2 separate regions of the Homo sapiens genome follow, and region 2 is linked to region 1. A link is an interaction called in ENCODE POLR2A ChIA-PET data of the cell type or tissue named here. Cell type or tissue: A673. All regions are shown on one strand. Links, peaks and the distances in the headings refer to the core of each region. The heading gives the core; the rest is flanking DNA.

Evidence for each region. ChIA-PET counts read pairs that join two places held together with the same protein. Peaks named below come from ENCODE experiments on the same cell type or tissue, not always from the same donor. Only the 100,000 strongest peaks of a DNase experiment are listed, where the experiment ranks them.
Region 2: POLR2A ChIA-PET joins it to region 1 with 17 read pairs; 1 of 35 experiments calls an interaction of 5 or more read pairs at or near these places.

What each region holds. Positions count from the first base shown.
Region 1 is chr14:54,216,723-54,221,117 of GRCh38, forward strand. No RefSeq gene overlaps it. Among named protein-coding and RNA genes, the nearest start is that of CDKN3, 180 kb to the right of the region's middle. RefSeq lists an enhancer at 4,143-4,395. In A673, for the core only: no CTCF peak of the experiment used is centred there; no DNase peak of the experiment used is centred there; H3K4me3 peaks cover 292 bases.
Region 2 is chr14:54,725,745-54,730,139 of GRCh38, forward strand. The region is part of intron 3 of SAMD4A (sterile alpha motif domain containing 4A); the gene reads left to right. Among named protein-coding and RNA genes, the nearest start is that of SAMD4A-AS1, 40 kb to the left of the region's middle. In A673, for the core only: no CTCF peak of the experiment used is centred there; a DNase peak (open chromatin) is centred at 2,377; H3K4me3 peaks cover 830 bases; H3K27ac peaks cover 1,605 bases.

The DNA.
Region 1 (4,395 bases), core at 322-4,321:
CTATACTTGGATCTGGAGTTCTGGATATAATTCCTTAGATATTCTTTTTCTGGATGAATTTGGGAATTTGAGGATTTTCTTCATGGCCTCACTAACTGAAGTTTTATCTGCCTGTATAGATACATTATAAAAGTATATCCAGTGTATCTGTATTTTGCTATAGTAACAACCAACCTCAAGACATCAATGACTTACAACAGATGTATTTATCTTGCTCATATTCATGAGGGCTGTGGGTTGGCTACAGTTCTACTGGTTTTTGCTCGTTCCACACCGATTCATTCCCATTGGCCAGAACACATCACATGGTCAAGCTCAAAGTCAGCAAATCAGTAAAGTACACTGCTGTATACTGGAGGCAGGGGAAGTCACAGGCCACAGGAAGAGGAATGCAGAAGGTAAATCGTGGTGAACAATAACCCAATACAACCACAAAGTTTCTCAAAGTTTTTTTTTTTTTTGGTGGGGAGGCAATGATAGAAAAGAAAAAAATACAGTGGAAATTGGTGCTTATTAACAAAAGGTTGTACTTTGAAGTCACATCAACTCTGATACATTCAGTGTAGTAAATACTAGAAGGCCCTAAGAGGGAAATCAGAGGTTACTGAAAGTTTTTATTTCAATTCTTCCATTTGATTCACTATTTGCTTTTTCATTAACTAAAAGGTATGAACAAAATATAATAAACATAGTTTTTGATAGCACAAAGAATGTGGTGCTTCCCTTGCTCAAAACATTTATACTTGTTCACTTCTGGACTTGCCTTCAAAGGTGAGGTCTCTTTCTCATGAGTGGTCTCACTGAAAAAAGCCATGTTCATTCTTGGAGGGTGGATTCAGATATTTGAAGAGCTCATTTGAAATGAAGTCTTCTGAATCAGTTAAATAAATGATCAAGGTGGATAACAGAGTTGGAAATGGATAAAAGCAAAGTGCCATCATAAAGCAAATTAACTAATTTATTGAGTAGCTTTAGTTTGAGTAGCAAACTGGGTCTGAGGGTAATTTCAGATGAGCATTTCCAAGAATGTTTTCAACAATGGCAGCATGATTGGTATAAATGCATAATCCCTTAAGGTGATACTTTAAAAAGTAAAACTCACTTGATGCAAGTTCTGAGTTTTGCTTTTACTCTTTTGTCTTATCTTTTAAATTTCCCTTCTCTCTAGTCTTCCCCATATGTACTTCACAGTGGTTTGTAGTAAACACATTTAGTATTTTGTTTCTATTTTCCTCAGCAAGTCAATACTTGCTATTCAAATTACCAATAAAAATTCTGAGAGCCTGCAATGATCACAGCATTATGCTAATTTCTATAGGAAAGAGTTAGTCCTGACTCGACCAATTTTCATAAATTTGCATGTTAGACATCATAGTACCACCAGTGAGTCCACACAGGTACTTTAAGCTGATAGCCTCTTCAACACCAAGCAATAAGCAACTGATAATTTCTATGTATGTCCTAGTGGAAATTCAAATAAAATCAAGTAAGAGATGGCCAATGAAATTTCCCCTAATGATAACAAATCATTGTTATCAAAAAGATACAGGATGCAAATGTGGGCCTCTGATACAACAAACACTGAGGCCAGGCACAGTGACTCACATCTGTAATCCCAGCAATTTGGGAGGCCAAGGCAGGCAGATGCTTGAGCCCAGGAGTTGGACACTACCCTGGGAAATGTGGTCAGACCCCGTTGCTACAAAAAATAGAAAAATTTCCCAGGCGTGGTGGCACGTGCCTGTAGTGCCAGCTACTTGGGAGGCTGAGGCGGGAGGACTCCTTGAACCTGGGGTGTGGAGGTTGCAGTGAGCCGAGATCATACCACCGCACTTCAGCCTGGGTGATGACAGAAAAAGACCTAATCTCAAAAGAAAAACAAAAAACAACAACAACAAAATACTGCTCAATTGCAGGATATATAATTATGATCCTTTCTCTCCAAAGTCATACCCAATTCTTGGAGATACCAAGTCAAAATAAACTTAGGAGAGAGAATTCCTGAAGCTCATAGCAGTGTATGAGCCCACTGATCTCCATTCTGCGGCTTTGAAATCTCCTTGTGTGAAAGGATATTCAGGAACCTGATAAGGGCAATGGCTGCAGTCCCTGGATTATGGTGCTGGGGGCTCTTAATAGGTGAGACTCATTGTGAAATCTGCGCCCTAAAGTGCAGCTAGAACTAAAGCCCTCCTCCACCTAACCTGAACTTTACACTGTCTAGCTGATACTTCAGCTTTACTTCCAATTTCTTCCCCACTACACCCCCTCTTTTCATGGGGATAGGTGAAGTGATAAAAATGGAAGAGAAGAGGAGCTCATGGGGGAACCGCTTGGCAGGGGCACTTACGCCAGTGTAAACCTCAGACCAGTCTGGGCAACAGAATCCCCTCAAAGTCACTCTGCATTCTTCCTGTACAGCCTTTAAAAGTAGTATCGCTGGCACCATCTGCCCCCCGTTAGGCAGTCCTGCTGTTGAAATTTCTGAGCTGCAGGAATGTTATCCATTTCAGTATGTTCACATTAAAATCAGTGCAGAAAGGAAAAATCTTCACTAGCTGCTTCAGCAGAACTCAGAAAGAGCAGCACAGCAGCGTTCCTTTCTCCTGAGCCCTGAAATTCGTGGTAAAGCACCGTCTTGTGGGTTCCCAAAGAGATTTGCTTACAAAGATCGGTGTAGGCGAGGCTGATTGGGTCTCCGGAGATCTCATCCTCTGACAGCTCGCTGCACCCCGCGGAATCTCGCTTTAGGTGTGTAACTGCCTGCCTGACACCTGACCCTTGCTCTCCGCAGCCTGACTCCAGGCTCTTGCAACTGTCCCCCAAGGCGCGGCCGACTCGCAAATGGGGCCGGCCTGGGCAGGGAGCGGCCCCCCGGCTGCCGCCGGACAGCCACATTTTAAGGCCTTGTAGTCACTTTCTCGCTAGTTCGAGGAAAGTTTTTGTACATTTTCATAAAAGGAGACCAGAAGAGAACACCCTCCTCTCACTTCCTAATATATTATGTCCTCCCCTGCCGAGTCCGGGGACTTAGTCTGGATTTGGTAACTGAAGTAATATAAATGTTAGCTAAGAAGTATTCCCGCAATGTGGTTCCAATTTAAGCTTGTTTTGAAGTCTAAAGGCCCAATATGTCTCATAGATTCTTCGCTGGACATTAGCACTAATGTAATTTGCCGAGGAGCGCAGGCCTCTATCTAGAAGGCGGCCGGGGCCCTCTGCGGATCAGGGCGCTTTCCCAGTGCCAGGGGGACTCCTGCCTTCGCCGGGAGCTCCCCCCACGGCTTTTGATGTTGGAGGCTTTGCTCAGGAAATTGCCTTATACTTGCCAGAGTTGCAGATAAATGGAACAAGGTAAGTGCTGTACCCTGTCACCACCCTCACTCCTCTCCCGAATCGGGAAGGACGCAGCCCAGGCTAAATGTATCCTTTCTCTGCAAGCTGTTTGCACTTTACTTCAATAACATCTCTCTCCCAACACTGACTTGATTTGCGAAGACACGCATGCCTTTTCCGAGTTGGACTGACGCACGCCCTCCCGGAGCCCGCCCCCCATCCGCAGCCCAGTTCGGCGCTCACACTCCTCCGGAGCCCCCGGCTGCATTCCCGTAATGAGCATCCCCCTGGAACTGCCTGCCCTTTATCTTGCTGGGGGGACCCGCACCTTTTGAACTGCCATCTGTAGATTGTGTTGGTGCACTGACTTGTTAACTGTGCCACGCTGTGAAGGAAATGGCATGATTTAGATCAAGTGCTCACGACGGCTGTTCATAAGAAACACTTGAGCCAAGCTGTTGCTGCTCAGAATGTGCCCTGGGGAGAGGGGTTCCGTTTCGGGTCACGGTCCTGCCTTGTATGAGGGCAGGCGCAAAGCGCTGCAATCCCGGGGCTTCGCTGGGGCTGGAGGGAGGGGGTGGGGAGAAACATTATGAAACCATAGAAGCGAGGCTGCCAAATTAACTTCTCACCCTTTCAATCACACTCCAGAGGATAAAAGCCTAACGTTTCTGCCTCAGAAACAGGCTCGGTTTACACCAAACAAGTTATTTCTCTGATTTATCAGCCCAGCCAGCTATCCTTCTAATTACTGAAAATCTCCGCTGTTTATGAAACTACTTTTGTAGGTGTTCAATGAACAAGGAGCTAGGAAATGGGTGTTGGAAAGTTTTTGTGGACAGAACTTTCCCCACGACTGCTTATCAAAGTAAATAAAAAGCAAAAGGTTTCTGGCTTCAGTTGTTTCGTTTCCATGAAAATGTTTCTGCTTGTTCCAATGGGCAAAAATAAAGTTGCAGAACCATAAATTCAGGTAAGCACAGATCATTCAATCTTCACTCCTAAATTGCATGTATCTGTAAGGAAGATTTATTTGGGAAGGCAAAAGTAAAACTGAGA
Region 2 (4,395 bases), core at 303-4,302, 510 kb after region 1:
CAATAATCACATAACGTAGCCTTTGTTATCTACTAATGGGGAAAACTTTAGGTACGGAAGTACAGAAGGGCCACATGACTTCCAACTCAAATCCCAAATTCTTCTCCCTTCAGCAGTCCGTTTTTGTTTTGGTTGATGCCTACCCCAACGTCAACAGAACAAGTATCAGCCAGCAAGAGCTGCGTATGTAGTTAGAGCATCTTAACCTTGAATGTACATACAAATCTCCTAGGGTCTTGTTAAAATGCAGTTCCTGGTTCAGGAGGTCTGGGGTGAAGCCCAAGAGTCAACCCTTCTAACAAGATCCCAGTTGATGCCAATGCTACCTGTCCATGGATCTAGAATGCAATTTTTTACCATTTGTGAGTTGGTTATGCTCTCACCAGCTGAATTTCCAGACTAAAAGAAAATGTGCCTGGAGCTTTCTGCAGCTGATTCACATTCAAATGGGGCCTGAGGCTGACCCCTGACCCTCTCTTTCCTACTTACAAGGGTGAAAATGACCACAACAAGAGGCAAGCACTATTGCCCAGGAGTCAAAATATTTTTCTGGGGAGTCTTTAGGAATTCCTGCCCAGGTATCATTTGGATTGGAACCCTGGTTCAAAATATCATTTACTTTATCTAGAGAGCAGTGCAAGAGTGATCAACCCTGAGCTAAAGAACCTGAACAGAATTTTGCATGGGAATCCAAAGCAAATAAGATAATCATTGATGGGAAAAGTGAGGGTATGAATTTTGTCTTTTAAAAGCCCCATGAAAACAAAACAAGATGCTCATTCTTTTGAGGCATCTTATTAAGACCAGCAGAAGCAACAGCCAATCTAGGGAGGTTTGGACTGTCCAAGATGTGGGACAAAGTTTGGGGGAAAGTACTGAGGCAGGAAGGCAGCCCAGTGCAGTGGTTCTTGACCCTGGCTATCGATTAAAGCCACCAAGGTGCATCTAAAAGTACAAATGCTCTGACCCTGCTGCAGGGATTCTCAGTGACTTATTCTGGAATGGGACCTGGGCATCGGGGTTTTTTTTTTAAAAGGCTCAAAGGAAGTTAAGTGTACAGCCAAGGTTGAGAACCACCGGTCTAGGAGAAAACTGTGGTAGGTCACAAGATGGAAGGTGGAGTGAAGAGTTTGTATTTACGTGTACAGATAGTCTATTACTCATTCAGGGTAACTGCATTCTATAAAGTTGTTGTGAACACTGAATTATTGAATATTGAATGATTGCTTCTAGAGAAAATACAGGGCTAGGTTCGGTCACATTTTTGTCAACTTATCAATACATAATGTTGTTTTATGTGTGTTTCTGTTTAAAGATAGTTTATTTAATGTATATTATTGATTAATTAATGTTGAACTCACAACAAAGAACACTGTAATTCATACCTGAATGAAGCTTATCACAACAGCCTTCTTTTTTTCCTTTTTTTTTTTTTTTTTTTTTTTTTTTTTTTTTTTTTTTTTGAGGTGGAGTCTCACTCTGTTGCACAGCCTGGAGTGCAGTGGCACGATCTCGGCTTACTGCAACCTCTGTCTCCTGGGCTCAAGCAATTCTCCTGCCTCAGCCCCCCGAGTAGCTAGGATTACAGGCATGCAACACCATGCCTGGCTAATTTTTGTATTTTTAGTAGAGACAGGGTTTCACCATGTTAGCCAGTCTGTGTCCAACTCCTGACCTCAGGTGATCCACCCGCCTCGGCCTCCCAAAGTGCTGGGATTACAGGGGTGAGCCACCACACCCAGCCTTGGGGGCCATTTTAAATGGTGAAATTGTCAACAGAAAGCACAACAATGTGAAAAATATGGCACTAAATAGACCACAAAAAGGACACTTGTTTATAGTAGAGAGCTGAAACAAGAAAGCAGCGCTTCACTTTGCTCCACCTTAGCTGGGAGCAAGTGCATGGGGAGACTTGAATTTTTGGCTACTGTATTTGTGTCTGTGTATGACCATGAAAAGGCCACGAGTATTGACTCAGGTTCCAAATGAATTTTAGCAATATGTGAGTTTACAAATATAGAATCCATGAATAATGAGGGTCAATGGTATATAGACATGTAGATGAACACGCACGCGCACACACACACAGACACACACGCACTACCTAGTTTGTATAACAGGTGAGGGGGAACCAGCAGTAAACAGGAGCAAAGGGAGCCCAGCCTCTGGATCTGAGCTGGCATCTGGGCTCAGCCCAGCCCTCCTGATCACCCTCACAGCCTGTTCTTTTTGCTGCTGGGGTCTGTAGCTCCAGACAGCCCTCTCCATTTCATATCCAATAAGAAATGAATGCTGTTCAATTCCTGTCCTTAAGCTGGAACGGTCCTGGGCGCTGAATTATGCCAGGAACCTCGAGCTTGCTGTGTCTCTGGAAGTCTTTTATTGCACAACTGATTTATAATACCCAAGTAGATGAGTTGAGAGCAATTACGTAAATGCTGTTTCTCTGGGGCAGAGAAGAACGGTACGGTTTAAATGAAAAATGCAGTGCCAAGTCAAAAATTCAAATCGTTATGTATAATTACAGACCACAGTAAATCAATTTTACAAACACAGTACCAATCTCACCATGTTCCAACACCCACAGGGTAAGGTTGTGATGGTTTAGAATTTGGTAAGAGGCTGAAGGTGAAGTGAAAGTGGGAATTGGGGTGTTGTGGAGCCTCCAGAGCTTGTCTGAATCACATGGCGATTCAATCAAATATAATTAAGGAGCCAGGAGAGCCTAAACCATCCAATTTCTCCTAATTAACAACAAAAAAATCATCTAATTAGTAGTGTAAACTCAAATTCTGGTTTTTTTTTTGAATGGTCATTTATGTGTATTGTTGCATTTGACATGTAGATTGAATGCTTTAATGAAAACAAGAACCAATTCCCTAATCAGTAAATTGCCCTCCTCACTGCCATGCTGAGAATCTGCTGTTCTCCTCCTTTTATCAAGGAGCTAAGTTAAGAATTAGTCAGGGCTACATAATACATTTCTAATTATTTACAGCCCTTCTCCTGAAACTAGAAAGAAAAGAAAAAAATACTGTTTGATCAAGGCAGAGTTTAGGGTTTCATACTCAGAGAAATCCTAGTCATGCATGTGGCTGCAAGGCTCTGCTGGCCGTAGGATTTAGGCATCCTCTGATGATGCCTGTCCTTACCTGATCAGTGAGAGCCACTGTTCCATGTTATCTGGGAGCCTTTAAGCTTCAGTGGCAGTGAAGGAAGACCTGGCCTGCGGTTCAGCTCAAGACAGGAGTTAGTAGACACAGTTTTAAAATATCCTTTGGTACCTCCATTCAAGCAATTGACTCACTGCTCTTCTTGACAAGTGCTGGTAGCAACAAGGTGTAAAAGGACACCCTGATGATTTGTTCAGCGACTCTGGCCATCTCCTTGGGACTGATGCTCTGAGAGGGTCTTGGTGGCTCAGTCATGAAATCCTGGCTATTTGAAGTTCCAAACTTGGATGGTCTTGCTGGTTCCCACACTCAGTAGCAGTCTAGGTGGTGCCGTTAAGCGCGGGATGGATGCTGTATTGCATAAACCTCAGAAGCACTTTCTGCATAGGCATGTGAGCTGATGAAACAGCACTTACAATTTGAGAGTTATCTTTTAAGAAAAGGGTAGGAGGCAAGTTTTTGTCATCTAGCTTCCTGAGTTTCTCTACTATCTCGCTTCTCTACACACAGTGACTGGAGCATTTTTACAGATACGTGGGAACATTAAAAAAGAAATATCGGCTTAAATTCACTCCTGGCCACTTGCTTAACTCCATTATTTTCCCTACTTGGTGAAATAATAAAATTCTACAGTTCTGTCTAAACTCATTTCTAGAAATATCTTCATTTTATGTGGATAGAAATTCATGGACAAACTTAAGGGTTTAGTATAATGGTAGATACAAAAAGAAACAGTACAGGAAAGTAGAAGTTAACCCAGTATGAAGGAGACTTCAAAATAGCCAGGTTGATCCCATCGTTTCTTGAATTAGCCTACACATTTGCTTCAAAGGTGGAAAATTGCTTTCATAGTTGATGGAAGTTGTCATTGGTTTTGATAGGATGGAATGAGAGGATTGAGGTAGTGTCCTTTTAGGATTTCTTGATTTGAAGCTAAGTGTGGATGAAATTTACTGATTTCTATTTAAAGTATATACATATTGGCTTCTTGTCTAGGTATTTCATAAATAATGACAATGTAAAGTCAAACAGCCGTTATCTAAAATAGATTTTCTACTGGATGACACCCAGTTTTGCCATTATAGAGGCTGACAAAAGAGGACAGATGAAATATACCAAAGATTAGTGCAATAATAAAAGTCTGCCAGAAGCATTCTAATTTATTTCTTAAAAGCTCAAATGTTTAAGTGATAATGTGAAGGCAGAAACATACATCTTTGCT